3 separate regions of the Homo sapiens genome follow, and all the other regions are linked to region 1. A link is a contact called in ENCODE Hi-C or POLR2A ChIA-PET data. All regions are on one chromosome and are shown on one strand. Each heading gives the region's core, a stretch centred on a gene start or an enhancer-like site at or near the end of the contact. The rest is flanking DNA. Distances are from core to core; before and after follow the strand shown. Region 1 overlaps TMEM41B (transmembrane protein 41B). Region 2 overlaps SWAP70 (switching B cell complex subunit SWAP70). Region 3 holds the start of SWAP70 (switching B cell complex subunit SWAP70).

Region 1 (5,013 bases), core at 1,871-4,370:
AAAATTAGCCGGGTGTGGTGGCACATGCCTGTAATCCCAGCTACTCGGGAGGCTGAGGCAGGAGAATTGTTTGAACCCGGGAGGCGGAGGTTGCAGTGAGCCAAGATCGCGCCATCGTGTTCCAGCGGGGGCAACAAGAGCGAAACTCCGTCTCAAAAAAAAAAAAAATCATTATCCTTAAGAGGTGATTAGGAAAGATTGAATTCTTTATATGGAAATAAACTTGAGCTTTAAATTCTTAATTTTTTTTCCAAAATGGAAATAGCTGTGTTGTTTTAAGAAACTTTATGCACACAGAACATTTTAATTTTTTAAAAACAATTGCGGTGGTTTTTACTGTATCTTTTTATATTTTATTTCAGGTGTCGCACCTCCTTCTTTTGTAGCCATTAAGGCAGGAACAACACTGTATCAACTTACAACAGCAGGAGAAGCTGTTTCCTGGAACTCAATATTTATTCTGATGATCTTGGCTGTTCTTTCTATTCTGCCAGCCATCTTCCAAAAAAAACTAAAGCAGAAATTTGAGTAAAAATAATCATCTGATTTTTAGTTTTGCTGTCATCACCATCTCAGGATTAACAGGTGCATCCATTTATGTTTTAAAATCACCTCTTCAGTAATTAAACAAGGAATTTGTAAAATAAAATTTCCTATCAGATAGTTAAAGTAATACATTTAAGTGACAAGGGGAGAAGAAAGTAAAAATGGAAATTGGTATACTGTGAAAAGTGCTATCAATAGTTAAGGTAGACATCTTAGACATCTTATAAATTATTATACCAAGGGTAGCTGTAGATAATAGTAGTGTGGTAGGAAATTGTTGATCCAGCTAATTCATTCAATTTAATTGAATATTTTTTATCTTTAATAACTAAAATAGATATTTTTAAATTCTAGATTTTTTAAAGTAGTGTTGCAGGTTTTGTTAATGTTAGGCTTTTTTCAGAGCATAAACTGGAAAACTTAAAAAGAGATTTACATTTTCTTCCTCTTTTTTTTTTTTTTTTTTTTTCTGTTTTGAGACGGAGTCTAGCTCTGCCGCCCAGGCTGGAGTGCAGTGGCGCGATCTCCACTCACTGCAAGCTCCACCTCCTGGGTTCACGCCATTCTCCTGTCTCAGCCTCCTGAGTAGCTGGGACTACAGGCGCCCGCCACCATGCCCAGCTAATTTTTTTGTATTTTTAGTAGAGACGGGGTTTCACCGTGTTAGCCAGGATGGTCTCGATCTCCTGACCTCGTGATCTGCCCGCCTTGGCCTCCCAAAGTGCTGGGATTACAGGCGTGAGCCACCGCGCCTGGCCCATTTTCTTCCTCTTTTGAGGTAATGGATTTGTTTGGAGATGGCATGTTAGTAGACGACTGAATATGGAAAGGATATCAAGTTATCTATTTTGTTAATTTTATTTTTGTTTTTTATCATCTAGATTTTTATCATGGATTAGTCTGAAATTTAAAGTTCTGGCCAGTCGGTTTTCTTTCATCTTGTAGTTTTTACAGTATTTCCACTGTGCATATGCAAAATGGGTATTACATAACTGTATCATATTTGGTATTGATAATTTTTTTTTTTTTTGAGACGGAGTCTTGCTGTTGCCCAGGCTGGAGTGGAGTGCGTGGTGTGATCTCGGCTCACTGCAAACTCCGCCTCCTGGGTTCAAGCGATTCTCCTGGCCCAGCCTCCTGAGTAGCTGGGATTACAGGTGTGTGCCACCGTGCCCAGCTAATTTTTGTGTTTTTAGTAGAGACGGGGTTTCACCATGTTGGCCGGGCTGGTCTTGAACTCCTGACCTCAGGCTATATGCCCACTTCCACCTCCCAAAGTGCTGGGATTACAGGCATGAGCCACTGTGCCCAGCCTGGTATTGATAATTTATATTCAGATAATTTGTTATGGCTCTTTAATATCCCACAAGGGGCTCTAAAAAGCAAACATTCAAGAGTATGTAGTTTTTAGACATTAAGTTAATTATTTTAAACAGTGACAGCAAAACACAAGTGATTAAATATAGTTTATTTGTTCCAATGACTAAATTTTACCTCATTTATTAATCTGGTCATTAAGGAATATATTTAATAATATTATGTAATTATTCTTTTTATGCATGATACACCTAGAAAAATGCCTTTTGTTTCTATTGATGGCTTTGTTGTTTGGAGCTACTTTTGATTACTTATTGCAGTTTCCCAATTTAGTCTTTACTTTATCTAACTCACAAAGTAAAATTAACTGATCACATGGCAACTACTGTATTTAAATAGTTCTGGAAAAATGAAAGTGCTTTTTGCTGCTTGGTAAATGGGTAATGCCCTTGATTCCTTGACTGTAGGACATAGCTGATCTAAAGTACTCTGTCAGTTTTACCTTCACCCATGACTGTTATTAGTTGTCAAAGTTGAAAAGTACTTTAGCTGTGAGAAATCCTTGTATGTTTTTATTATAAGAGGTATAATCATCCTCAAAGCCTGTTTTTATTACATGATGTGGACTGATTATTTTTTCTATCACAGTGTTAACAGATGGATTTTATTGTAAATACAAAGAAAACATATTGATTATTGTAGTATTCTTATGTCACCTGGCCTTTTGCGTGAGATTATTTATTATTTCTAGCAAGGCTTTCTTCCTTTCTTATTGCCCAGAGACTGACTGATACATCTTTTGTTATTTTTACACATAAATTAAACATAGCCTTTTTGGACAAATTCACTAAATATTAATGTATAAAATGTAATTGAGTAAATTTTTATCAGAATTTTAAAAATAAAAGAGCTTAGACTCAGTAGAACTCAGTAGAAGCTTCACTATTTACTCCAGCGTGTGTAAATTGTACTTACTCTATTCTCAGAGTATATTTACTGTCCTTACCATTGATTCTTTCCCTTTGCTAATTTTTTTTTTTGTTAATGGTAGCTGCGACTTTAGGTGGGGTATATTTTCTTCTCCTAAGAGAATAGACAGTTTTTCCAGATTCATCATCATTGACTGTCAAGAAAGGACCCTTCAGCAAGGCTGTACCCTCAATGCAGTTGATGGCCTGTCTTCACGGATTTACAGACTTGGCCTGATGCCCATGTAAATTCAAGCTTTGGCTTGTGGTAACAACCACAAGAAGACAAGCATCTGTGGTGCGGAGGCAAGCAGGCTAACTAGGAGTTGACAAGCTAAGAAAGTGAAACTGTTCTTTCTTAGTTAACTGTCTTTCTCTGGAGCTCTGTTATTTTGAGTATAATATTTCCATGACACTTAGTAAATGCAAGCTAAAATGTAATAATAATAAATTGTATTGGAGAAACCTAAATGTCACATTTGGGATTTATTTCATGGAAGTACTTACATTAAAAAACTCTGGCCGAGCAAGGTGGCTCACGCCTGTAATCCCAGCACTTTGGAAGGTCGAAGCAGGTGGATCACCTGCAGTCAGGAGTTCAAGACCAGCCTGGCCATCACAGTGAAACCCCGTCTCTACTAAACATATGAAAAATTAGCCAGGTGTGGTGGCACACGCCTATAGTCCTAGCTACTTGGGAGGCTGAGGCAGAAGAATTGCTTGAACCCAGAAGGTGGAGGTTGCCATGAGATGAAATTGTGCCACTGCATTCCAGCCTGGGCAACAGAGCCAGACTCTGTCTCAAAAAACTAAAAACAAACTCTTCGTTGAATAAAAGTATATTCTTAAATTTCGATGTACATTTTCACCACTAAGAACAATGAAATGGCCGGGCACGGTAGCTCACACCTGTAATCCTAGCACTTCCAGAGGCCAAGGTGGGTGGATCACCTGAGGTCAGGAGTTCGAGACCAGCCTGGCCAACATGGAGAAACCCCGTCTCTACTAAAAATAAAAAATTAGTTGGGTGTGGTGGTGTGCACCTGTAATCCCAGCTACTTGGGAGGCTGAGGCAGGAGAGTCGCTTGAACGCGGGAGGCAGAGGTTGTAGTGAGCCAACATCACACCAGTGTACTACAGCCTGGGTGACAAAGTGAGACTCCATCTCAAAACAGGCCAGGCGCGGTGGCTCACGGCTGTAATCCCAGCACTTTGGGAGGCCGAGGCGGGTGGAGACAAGGTCAGGAGATTGAGACCATCCTGGCTAACATGGTGAAACCCCGTCTCTACTAAAAATACAAAAAATTAGCCCGGTGTGGTGGCGGCCGCCTGTAGTCCCAGCTACTAGGGAGGCTGAGGCAGGAGAATGGCATGAACCCGGGAGGCGGAGCTTGTAGTGAGCCGAGATGGCGCCACTGCACTCCAGCCTGGGCGAGAGTACGAGACTGTATCAAAAAAAAAAAAACAACAAAATATTTAAAAATTGTTTTTTTGAGGTGGAGTGTCTCTCTGTCGCCCAGGCTGGAGTGCAGTGGCGCCATCTCGGCTTATTGCAGACTCCGCCTCCCGGGTTCACGCCATTCTCCTGCCTCAGCCTCCCGAGGAGCTGGGACTCGCGCCTGCCACCTTGCCCGGCTGGTTTTTCGCACTTTTAGTAGAGACGGGGTTTCATCGTGTTAGCCAGGATCGTCTCGATCTCCTGATTTCGTGATCCGCCCGCCTCGGCCTCTCAAAGTCCTGGGATTACAGGCGTGAGCCACGGTGCCTGGCTAAAATATTTAAAACTTGTAATTGTTGGCTTTTGAGGTTTTTTTTTTTTTTTTTGGAGACAGAGTTTCGCTTTCGTTGCCCAGGCTGGAGTGCAACGGTGCGATCTTGGCTCACTGCAACCTCTGCCTCCCAGGTTCAAGCGATTCTCCTGCCTCAGCCTCCGGAGTAGTTGGGATTACAGGCACGTGCCACCCACCACACTCAGCTAATTTTGTATTTTTAATAGAAATGGGGTTTCTCCACGTTGGTCAGACTGAACTCCCGACCTCAGGTGATTCACCCTCCTAGGCCTCCCAAAGTGTTGGGATTACAGGCGTGAGCCACCAAGCCCAGCCGGCTTTTGAAGATTCTAAAGCAATTTAAATTGTTTAGGTAAGGCCGGGCACAGTGGCTCAGGACTGTAATCCCAGCA
Region 2 (5,013 bases), core at 963-3,462, 410 kb before region 1:
GTTTGTAAAACCCTTAACTATCAACCCAAACTCATTTCATAATTTAGATAAGAAGTCCAGCTTTGTGACAGCTTTTTCACTGTTAGTAAGGTCTATAAAAGGGAAGTCTTCTTCAAAAAATATAACAACAGGCTGGGCATGGTGGCTTATGCCAATAATCCTAGCACTCTGGGGGGCTGAAACAAGAGGATAGCTAGAGCCCAGAAGTTCAATACCAACCTGGACAACATGGCAAAACCCCATCTCTATAGAAAGTACAAAAGCTAGCTGGATGTGGTGGCACATGCCTGTAGTCCCAGCTACCTGGGAGGCTGAGATGGGAGGCTGAGGTGGGAGGATCACCTAAGCCTAGGGAGGTCGAGGCTGCATTGAGCCATGATCATGCCACTGCACTCCAACCTTGGTGACAGAGGGGGTCCCATCTCAAAAATTAATTAATTAATTATAATATATATGTATATATAAAACAACCAACTGAATAAAGCAACAATGAAACAGTATTTCTAAAAGAGGAAAAAATTGTGTACTATCTTTAAAACTTTTTATCAGCAACCTTTCTTTAAAGCTTAGACAGTATCTCAAGTATTTTTTTCTTTTTTAAGATTTATTTGTATTTTTTAAAAATAGAGATGGGGTCTCACTATGTGTGCCCAGGCGGGTCTCAAACTCCTGGGCTCAAGTGATCCTCCCACCTCAGCCTCCCAAAGTGCCAGGATTATACACATGAGCCACCATGCCCAGTCTCAACAAGGTTTTTTGTTTGTTTGTTTTTTGTTTTGAGGCAGAGTCTCACTCTGTCACCCAGGCTGGAGTGCAATGGCATGATCTCAGCAACGTCTGCCTCCTAAGTTCAAGCAATCTTTCCACCTCAGCCTCCCAAGTAGCGGAATTACAGGCACCTGCCACCACACCCAGCTAATTTTTATATTTTTAGTAGAGACAGAGTTTCACCATGTTGGCCAGACTGGTCTCAAACTCCTGACCTCAAGTGATCCACCCACCTTGGCCTGCGTGCTGGGATTAGAGGCGTGAACGACTACACCTTACCAAGGTTTTCTTTTTATAAAAATAAAATATACAAGAAATAAAATTTTTGATGGCCGGAATATAAACTAGTAAAAAGAAGTAAAAGCTCCTCCATAAACTTATACAGCAATTTATGCTTTTTCAAGTAGACTCATACCATCTATTAATTTGTTTTAGCCTCTCCACAGGGAGAATAGATATTATTGCTATTTTACAGACGAAGAGGCTGAGTCAGAGATTAGGAGATGTGTCCCAAATCACAGAGTTTTACGTGTAGCAAAACTGGGATTAGACCCAAGCCTCCCACTCTGGTGTCCTTTCCATGCTTTGCTACCTTCCCTCTGTTTCTGGAAAAACAGATAGCCCTGCCAATACAAAGATGGACACGCCCGTGAGTTGTTTCTAAATTTTAGTGATGTGCTGGTGCTACCCCAGCCCCACCCCATCAGCTCCACAGGGCCCAACAGAGATGACAGGCACTATTCAGCAGAGCCAAGTTAGTGCCAGTGGCAAGGAAGTCCACATACCTAGAAGTCTGGGACCGTTCTCTCTCTGGGAGCCCTCATCTCCCAGCACCCTATCCCTCTGGGGGAATCTGCACTAAGAGGCACTAACCCCTTCTCCAGATGAGGAAGCTGAAAAGCAGATTAAGACAAAAGAATCAGAAAGAGGACTACAAGTTCTTGATTTGTAAAAGGACTGCCCCAAATCATTCTAATCAGGGTGTTTGCAAGTTTCTTGAAAAAGCTGAATTTATCCCGCTTCAAATGCCTGTTCCTCCAAAGGCCATTCTTTCAGCACCCACATAATTGCTAAGCAGCTTTGCTCTCATTCTGCTGATCTGAAGAATAAACTATTGTTACCACAATAACAGATCCATATCCATGCCAGAAACTCATCTCTCCAGTTCCCTCATAGCTGTCTGCAGTTGCCTCTGCAGGGCCTCTGCTGACAAGATGACTAATTAACTGCATGAGCCCTGCTCGTGTGGTCTGTTCCTGTTCAGTGGTTTGCTTGCCATTTACCCCTTTTGAGCATTTTACTCCAGCCATCATGAAAATGAAATCAAGGATGGTGAACAGTGTTTTAACACGAGTAAGTAGTGTTCACCCTCCTTTCTCCAAAGACGTAGAGATTCTAAAAAGTTATTTAAAACGTGCCACCCAGTAACACACTGTTTCCCTTTACAGGATGTGCGTAATGGGCAAGATTCAACACTGAAAAAAAAGCGGAGTGGGGGCAGATTTCTATTCCAAAAGACTTATCTGAACTGACACAATTATAGACTTATAACTCATAATGGGCAATCTTTTTTTAAAACATTAAAATTCCTGTCTGATTTATAAAATTTCAAGCCAATGGCAAATTACCAGAAAATTCTTCCTAACAATGGACCAGCATGACCAATTTCCTACCACAGCTATGCCCTGCCTTAAAAGCATTGTCTACTCTAAGTCCTGCCCATTCCCGCATGGACTCATTTTCCCCTTCCAAACATCTTTTCATCCTGCTTGTCACTGCTTAAGTCTTGCTTGTTTCCTCTTACCTTTAATCTAACCAGCCTCAAAAATCTCAAAGTCATTGTTCACATTGCTCTCAATCCCTAAGTACAATCAGTTACCATCCTAGACACTTACACCAAATCTTCAAGTACCACTAACATCACGTTATCCCCCTGCCTAAAAATCATCAGAAGACTACAGAAGTAAAAGCTAAGGAAATATGTGAGTTGTATATTTAAGTCACTCCACAGGCCAGCCCACTTCACCTTCCTTATTTCTTCCCACCCTCTGCACCAACCATATAAATCCAGCCAAATAAGCTTACTAACTGCATCCCAGGCAACTTGTACCACATCCCTTTCTCCCCTGGGCCCTTGCTCAATTTACCCCTACCTCCTTTCCTGCCTAACAAAAATGGCATCTCTTTCTGAAGCCTTCACCACCCAAACCAAGATGATCTTTCTTCACTCTGTTTCCCAAGCAGTACCTCTTGTGCTAACTACCACACATGATTTCTCTCTCCTGTAAGACTGTACATTTCTGAAAGGCCCATATCTTATACAACATTGCATGCCCATGGCACCTGGCATGCTGCCCAGAATCCAGAAGACTTTCAATAACTGCTAAGTGAATTCTTTCTAAAAATTCTCTTAACACTAAAGCCGTGATACTTTAATATTAACAATAATCTTAGAAAATATACTATTTCTATCTCCTCACTTCACAGATAAAAAGACTGTGGCCTGAGACTTGGCCTAAGTCACACAATAATTAGCAACAAAGTAGGGACTAGAACTCAAATCTCTTAGCTCTCTGTCCCACAGTGATGCCCTGTGCTGGAAACATTTCTCTTCTGCCTAGTCACATCCTTCAAGATTGGGTCATTCATAAACTCTAGGAAATCTTTATGGATTACCACCCTGCCCCATGAACTCCTATTCAGCATTTAACTATGTTCTGTTTCAGATACTAATGGTATCTCAAATATCTAACTTATCAAATATCCTCCCTTATTGAAGGGAGGAAATAAATATTTTCCTTCTGCATCCTTCAGTGACTAGCATAGGGCTAAGCGAAGATTCAGTAAGAGCAGAACACTTACAGACAGATTAAGGAAAAGTAACTCAAAGTCATCTGTTGGAATGCTGTCCACAGAATATATGCCACTGATGTCATACAGCATGGATGGCACTGGATTACACTCTAACTGAACCACCTTTTTAAAGTTATTTTGGATAACTTACCAACTTACCCCTCTTCAGAAACTAAACAGAAAATACTGGTAAATTTGACCACAGAAAAATGCTTATATTTTCTTTTAAAAAGAAAGAAACCATAAAAAAACAAAAAAGGCAAATAGCTCCAATATTCAAATCATTCTTGTGGACACGAATAGAAAATTCACAAAAGAAACTAATCACTAATAAATAGAGGATACCTTTCAAGTTCAGGTGGAACTCCTGGGACCTTTAACTTTTGGATTGTATGGCTAAGGCATAATGTTGTTTGTTGTGTATTATATTTGGTATAACTTTTCTTACTGTTTCTCTACTAAGAATGCCTTTAAATATGGTTATTGTGATACTTTTTTACAAGGAAACTATATTTGAGCAGTTCCAAATTGTACATACTGTATGAACCTTGTCCTCTGAATGGGTTCCTTATTTCTACACGGAATTGCGTAGCTTGCAGTATCATGTAACTAAAGATTAAACCTCACCTTTTACTTCAAAAATAGGCAAATAAAATATAGGAAAAGATGCTTAATCTTGCTAGTAATCAAAAGAATGCACATTAAAAGAGCTACTACTTTTTGCCTAAGTAATACCTGGTGTTTGAGGAGATATAAGGGAGTAAAGACTACCAATATCCAACACTGCAGAAGGTACAGAGCAGGTTTTTCTCAACTTCAGTACTACTGACATTTTTGGCTGAATAATTATTTGTTTGGGGGACAGGGCAGGTAACCTACGCATTGTACAATGTATAGCAGTATCCTGGGTTAAAAACATTTAAAACATCTCAAATACCTGTGAATAGGAAATGGTTAAATAAAGCATGATGCATCAACACAATGAAAGAGTTCACAGTCATTATAAAGGATGGTGTCTGTATCTATATGCATTTATACAGAAAGATGACCCTAACACAATGCTTAAGAAGAGACTACAGGCCAGGCACAGTGGCTCTCACCTGTAATCCCAGCACTGAGGGAGGCCAAGGGAGGAGGATCACTTGAGCCCAGGAGTTCAAGACCAGCCTGGGCAACAAAGTAAGACCCTATCTCTACAAAAAATACAAAAATTAGCTGTGAGCCTGTGGTCCCAGCTACTAGGGAGGCTAAGGTAGGAGAATCAAATGAGCCCAGGAGGTTGAGGCTGCAGTGAGTCGTGATGGTGCCGCTGTACTCCAGCTCTGGCAACTGAGCGAGAACCTGTCTCACAAAAATAAATAAATAAATAAATAAATAAATAAGAAAATAAAA
Region 3 (5,013 bases), core at 798-3,297, 380 kb before region 1:
ACAGGGCAAGACTGTGTCTCAGAAAAAAAAAAAACAAAAAACTAAAGCATATTCAAATAATCCCAAAGATGGAAGAAAAAGAGAGGAAAAAAAAAAAGCAGAAACCAAATTATAATAAAATGGTAGCCCTAAATCAAACCATATCAATAATTACATTAAATGTAAATGGCCTAAATATACCAATTAAAAGACAGAGATTGTCAGAATGAATAAAAAAAAAGACCCAGCTACATCTATTTATTAAAAACTTACTTTAAATAAAATGGCATAGGTAAGTTAAAAGTAAAAATAAAAGTAAAATGTAGACCTACTCATAACTCCCCCGAACTGGAAATAACACAAATTCTCACAGATGCATGGCTAAAAACTACCATACATCCATGCAATAGAATATTACTTAGCAATTTAAAAAATTATTGGTACACACAACAAAATGGATTAATCTCTAAGGCATTATGCTGGGTAAAAGAAATCAGTTTCAACAGTTACAAACTATATGACTCCATTTACATGGCACTTCGGAAAAGGTAAAACTATAGCAATTAGGAAAGATCAATGGTTGCCGACAGTTGGGGTGGAGGCAGGGCAACATCAGGGAGTTTTTTAGGATGATGGAACTGAGGAAGCCATGGTTGTGGTGATAGTTATATAAATCTATACATATGTTGAAATTTATAGAACTGTACACCAAAAGTCAATTTTACTGTATGTTAATATTTAAAAATGAAGTAAAATAAAAATTACGTGGATGATCTCCATGGACCCTTCCAGACTATGATTCTATCAGTGAGAAAAAGAAAGGAGAGGCAAAAGGAAGACAAGGAGAATGTTAAGTCCTACTGGCATAAAAGCCACTACTCAGAAGAACGGGATTACTGTACAAAAATATACAAAACAAACCCAATCTTCAGAATTTATTCCCAGAAGGGGCTAAGAAAACCGGACATTCGGATCTAAAATATGTATATTTTTAAATGCCTATGAATAGCTTTTCTTGTCTGTTTCTATATTTTTTTACTTTGAAGAAGCTGCCAATTTCTGCTGGCTTAATGCCAATTTCGCTGCTTGGGGTTACTCAATTTACAAGCATCCCTTTATTTATACCCTATACTCTAGGGTCTCCGGCAGTCACAATAACGACTCTGAAAAAGCAGTCGCTTTTGCAGGGTGCCAGAAAGATCAGCGCTCCTCACCCGGAACTAAGGTCCCTGTGGGACACAGTACACCCCGTCCACTAGTTCCAAACTTAAAAGACGCTGGGCGGAAGGTCTTCCCAAGTCAAAAAGCCTCCCAAAGGAGAAGGACCCTGGAGGCCGGGCTTCGGGGCATTTCTGCGTCTCCGGACTGCCCTGTCGCCTCCGGGGCAGCTAGCCGTTTTGAGGACTGTCCTGGTGTGGGGCTGTGGGCTGCAGAAGGTTCTGCCCAGCGACCTTGGGCAAGTCCCTTCCTCTCCTGGAGTAAGAGGAAAATTCTGGGAAGGCTGTGTAAGGGAGCTTCCCATTGCCGCCTCAGAATCCACTTTCTGCCCCCCGCTCTCCAACGCCAAGAAGGAATCACACTTGGCCCTCCAGACTTCACCCCAGCCTTATGCCCGCCACCCTTCCCAGTCCCTGGGAGACCCGCGGGAACTAACACATCCAACCGAGGGCATGGCCCGAAGGCAAGGGGGAGGCAGTAAACACCAAATCCCGGTCTCAGACCCACTCCGCCCCAAGCGGGCCTACCGGGCGCATTCCGACCCGCCCCGCCCTGCGGTCACGGCCCGCCAGGTCCCGCTTCCACCCAAGGGAAGTACAGAGCGCGCCGGGGAGGGTCGGGTGGGGGGCCGGGTCAGGAGGCGCCCACCTTGAGCTGGGACTTGGAGACCTTGCCGCTGTGGTCCTGGTCGAGTGCGGTGAAGGCGTGCCAGATGGCTTTGAGCAGCTCCTCCTTCAAGCTCCCCATGGCCGCGGCCCTGCTGCCCCGCCAACCCCTCCTGCCCAGCCAGCCCCTCCGCGCCTCGGACGCCCCTCAACCTCCGCAGCCACAGCCCGCCGCGCAGTCACCTGACCCGCCAGGCCCCGCCCCCGCCAGGCCCCGCCCTGCTGCCGGCGCCGGTCCAGTGCCGCGCCCACAGCCGCCAGAGTGTGGGTTCTGCGAGTCAAGCCACGCCTGGTGGCAAGAATGCTTGGCCTTCAGTGTCAGCCAGGACGGTAAACACATCTCCCTAATGTTTCCCAGACCAGTTCGGGCCATTTTGGGTGCTCGAGTACAACACCTCACACAAATGACCGCGTCTTGAGGAAAAACCCGAGAGATTAGGTGAGCAGCCTACCCGCCTCCTCCCAGCGCCCCGCAGTGAAAAAGGGATCCCTGGTCCTGTCCTGGGAACGGAGTCACTGTCTGAGAAGGCCAGAGAAGACCCCGAAAAGTCCCCAGACCAGGACTGAAATGATAGCGCAGTCCCAAGTCGGGGAGATGCAGGGCGGCGGGGAGGCAGGAAGGACCTCGAGGGAAGTTTGTTGGTTCATTTCGCAAAAGTTTATTCATGCATACTCTATCTTGGGTTCTAGGGACACAGCGACGACGTTTAAGGGGAGTTTAGAAGTCAGGGTCAGGCAGCATTTTCTTCCTAACGCCTAGCTGTTGTTCAATTCACATCTTAGGAGGGGTTTGACCTGGGTAATACCTCTCTGTAGTGTTTCTCTGCTTGCAGAATAGGAGATCTGGGCCAATTCCAAATCACTCCACCCATTTTACTAATCCAAAGAGATGGACCATTTAAAAGAACGTATTCGGCCAGGCGTGGTGGCTCACGCCTGTAATCCCAGCCCTTTGGGAGGCCAAGGCGGGCGGATCACCTGAGGTCGGGGGTTCGAGACCAGCCTGACCAACATGAAGAAACCCCGTCTCTACTAAAAATACAAAATTAGCCGGGCGTGGTGGCACATGCCTGTAATCTCAGCTACTCGGGAGGCTGAGGCAGGAGAATCGCTTGAACCCGGTAGGCGGAGGTTGCAGTGAACCAAGATCGCGCCATTGCACTCCAGCCTGGGCAACAAGAGTGAAACTCCGTCTCAAAAAAAAAAAAAAAAGTATTCGATTGCAGCTGTTGAATTAATATCTGTTCGCGGTGGTCACAATGGTCACTTGATCTCTTTGGGCTTCAAATTATCCCGTATAAAAAGAGCAGGGTTGCACCAGATGTTCTGGAAGGGTTCTTGCAGTACTAGCATCCTAGGATAATAACTATTGCCGGTTAACTAAGGTCTGATTAAATCGCCAGGCTCAGTACCTCTCCTCTCCAATCCTGGACTAATTGGAGAGAACAATAAACACCAAGAGTTTTTAAAATGAGGTGGTTCTCAGATGAAGTTTGGTTTTGTTTTGCTTTTTTAAGTTCCTTAATGCACATGTTTGCCTTATTAAGAAAGGAAAAGATCTTCATAAGAAAGGGATATTTGGAAAGAGAAGAACAAGAAGGAGCCTCTTCAGTGAGTTTGAGATCAAAAAGGAACTGGTGGGGAAGAGGAGAGGATGGCCCCACTGACGAAAGAAGGGGCAGGAGCAAAAGGGTGGCCAGCCCCTCACTGTGACTGTCCTGAAGGTTCTACCCCATTTCATCACCATTTGTCAGGACTTTTCTTGCCCTACCAGAATCCAATTTCTATCATTTATCTTCCCCATTTCCAGCCCAAGTCTGCCAGTCAGCAAAACCACATGGTTTAACCTCTGATTTATTCATGCGAAGTCAGCTTACCCTGAGTAGCAAAAAAAAAAAAAAAAGAAGAAGAAGAAAAAAGAAACGAAGAAAACCTCCTAATTCTCAAGGTTCAGTTTAACCACTATATGACCCTTCTTCTCTCTCAGTATCTGGAAGTACCAAACATATTTCAAAGCCTTTTTTTTATGACAAGACCAGGACATTGTGGACTTCCAAATTCCTACTTCTCCCATCATCCTCATTCATACAATCCAAACGCATTTTTTTTCTTTTTTTTTCTTTTCTTTTTTTTTTGAGACAGAGTCTCACTCTGTTGCCCAGGCTGGAGTGCAACGGTATGATCTCAGCTCACTGCAACCTCCGCCTCCCGGGTTCAAGCGATTCTCCTGCCTCAACCTCCCAAGTAGCTGGGATTACAGGCGCCAGCCACCACGCCCGGCTAATTTTTTTATTTTTAGTAGAGATGGGGTTTCGCCATGTTGGCCAGGTTGGTCTCAAACTCCCAGCCTCAAGTGAGCTGCCCTCCTTGGCCTCCCAAAGTGCTGGGATTACAGGCGTGAGCCACCATGCCCTTCCTATCCAAACAAATTTTAAAGTAGCATGATGTCATAGAAAGCGCTGTGCTTTTCCTGGGTGCAGTGGCTCCTGCCTGTAATCCCAACACTTTGAGAGACTGGGGTGGGAGGATTGCTTGAGGCCAGGAGTTCAAGACCAGCCTGGGCAATGTAGCAAAACCCCGTCTCCACAAAAAAATTGAAAATAAGAAAGAAAGAAAAGTAAAGAGTTGTGCTTCAGAATCTAACAGATTATATTAATCTAATGCTGTGTAACCAATTAACCCAAAATTTAGCAGCTTAAAACTATAGTAAACATTATTTCATATTTTCTGTAAGTCAGGAATTTAGAAGCCACTTAGCTCTATAGTTCTGGCTTGAAGTGTCTCAGGAGGTTGCAGTAAAATATAGGGCTGTAGTCATTTGAAGGCTAGGCTGATGCTGGAAAATCTATTTCCAAGGTGGTTCACTCACATGGATGGGTCGTTTACAGAAGGCCTCAGTTCCTCTGTATATGGGCCTGTCCTCAGGCTGCTTGAGTATCCTTACAACACGTCAGCTGGCTTTCAATTGATTCAAGAAAGAGAAAGATGGAAGTTGCAATGTCTCTTACGATCCACCATCAAAAGTCATTCACCATCATTTCTGCAATGCTCTACTGATTGCTCAGGTCAAATCTATTTGATTTGGGAGGGAAACTACAAAAGGATATGAGTACCAATGGGCAAGAATCATGGGGGTCATCTTGGAAGATGG

What was found. Hi-C counts contacts between places; a loop is a spot of excess contacts on that map. ChIA-PET counts read pairs that join two places held with the same protein, here RNA polymerase II (POLR2A). Pooled maps may share reads with other maps.
Region 2: a loop to region 1 is called in a pooled map, with 1.8 times the contacts of the local background. The contact joins two enhancer-like sites. A Hi-C loop is called at or near these places in 1 of 50 pooled maps. POLR2A ChIA-PET finds 5 or more read pairs at or near these places in 4 of 52 experiments (HepG2, activated CD4-positive, alpha-beta memory T cell, activated T-cell and 1 more).
Region 3: a loop to region 1 is called in a pooled map, with 2.5 times the contacts of the local background. The contact joins the promoter of SWAP70 here to the enhancer-like site in region 1. A Hi-C loop is called at or near these places in 1 of 50 pooled maps. POLR2A ChIA-PET finds 5 or more read pairs at or near these places in 4 of 52 experiments (HepG2, activated CD4-positive, alpha-beta memory T cell, activated T-cell and 1 more).

What each region holds. Positions count from the first base shown.
Region 1 is chr11:9,278,943-9,283,955 of GRCh38, reverse strand. TMEM41B (transmembrane protein 41B) reads left to right here. Exons shown (of 7, transcript NM_015012.4): 7 at 363-3,302. The coding sequence ends at 532. Among named protein-coding and RNA genes, the nearest start is that of TRL-CAA5-1, 6.2 kb to the right of the region's middle. Within about 2 kb of position 3,120, at least 2 of the 41 ENCODE cell types and tissues checked have a DNase peak (open chromatin) inside an H3K27ac peak, as active enhancers do.
Region 2 is chr11:9,686,335-9,691,347 of GRCh38, reverse strand. The region is part of intron 1 of SWAP70 (switching B cell complex subunit SWAP70); the gene reads right to left. Among named protein-coding and RNA genes, the nearest start is that of SWAP70, 25 kb to the right of the region's middle. Within about 2 kb of position 2,212, at least 18 of the 41 ENCODE cell types and tissues checked have a DNase peak (open chromatin) inside an H3K27ac peak, as active enhancers do.
Region 3 is chr11:9,661,111-9,666,123 of GRCh38, reverse strand. SWAP70 (switching B cell complex subunit SWAP70) reads right to left here and starts at 2,047. Exons shown (of 12, transcript NM_015055.4): 1 at 1,846-2,047. The coding sequence starts at 1,944. RefSeq lists enhancers at 1,440-1,559, 2,670-2,869 and a silencer at 1,700-2,199.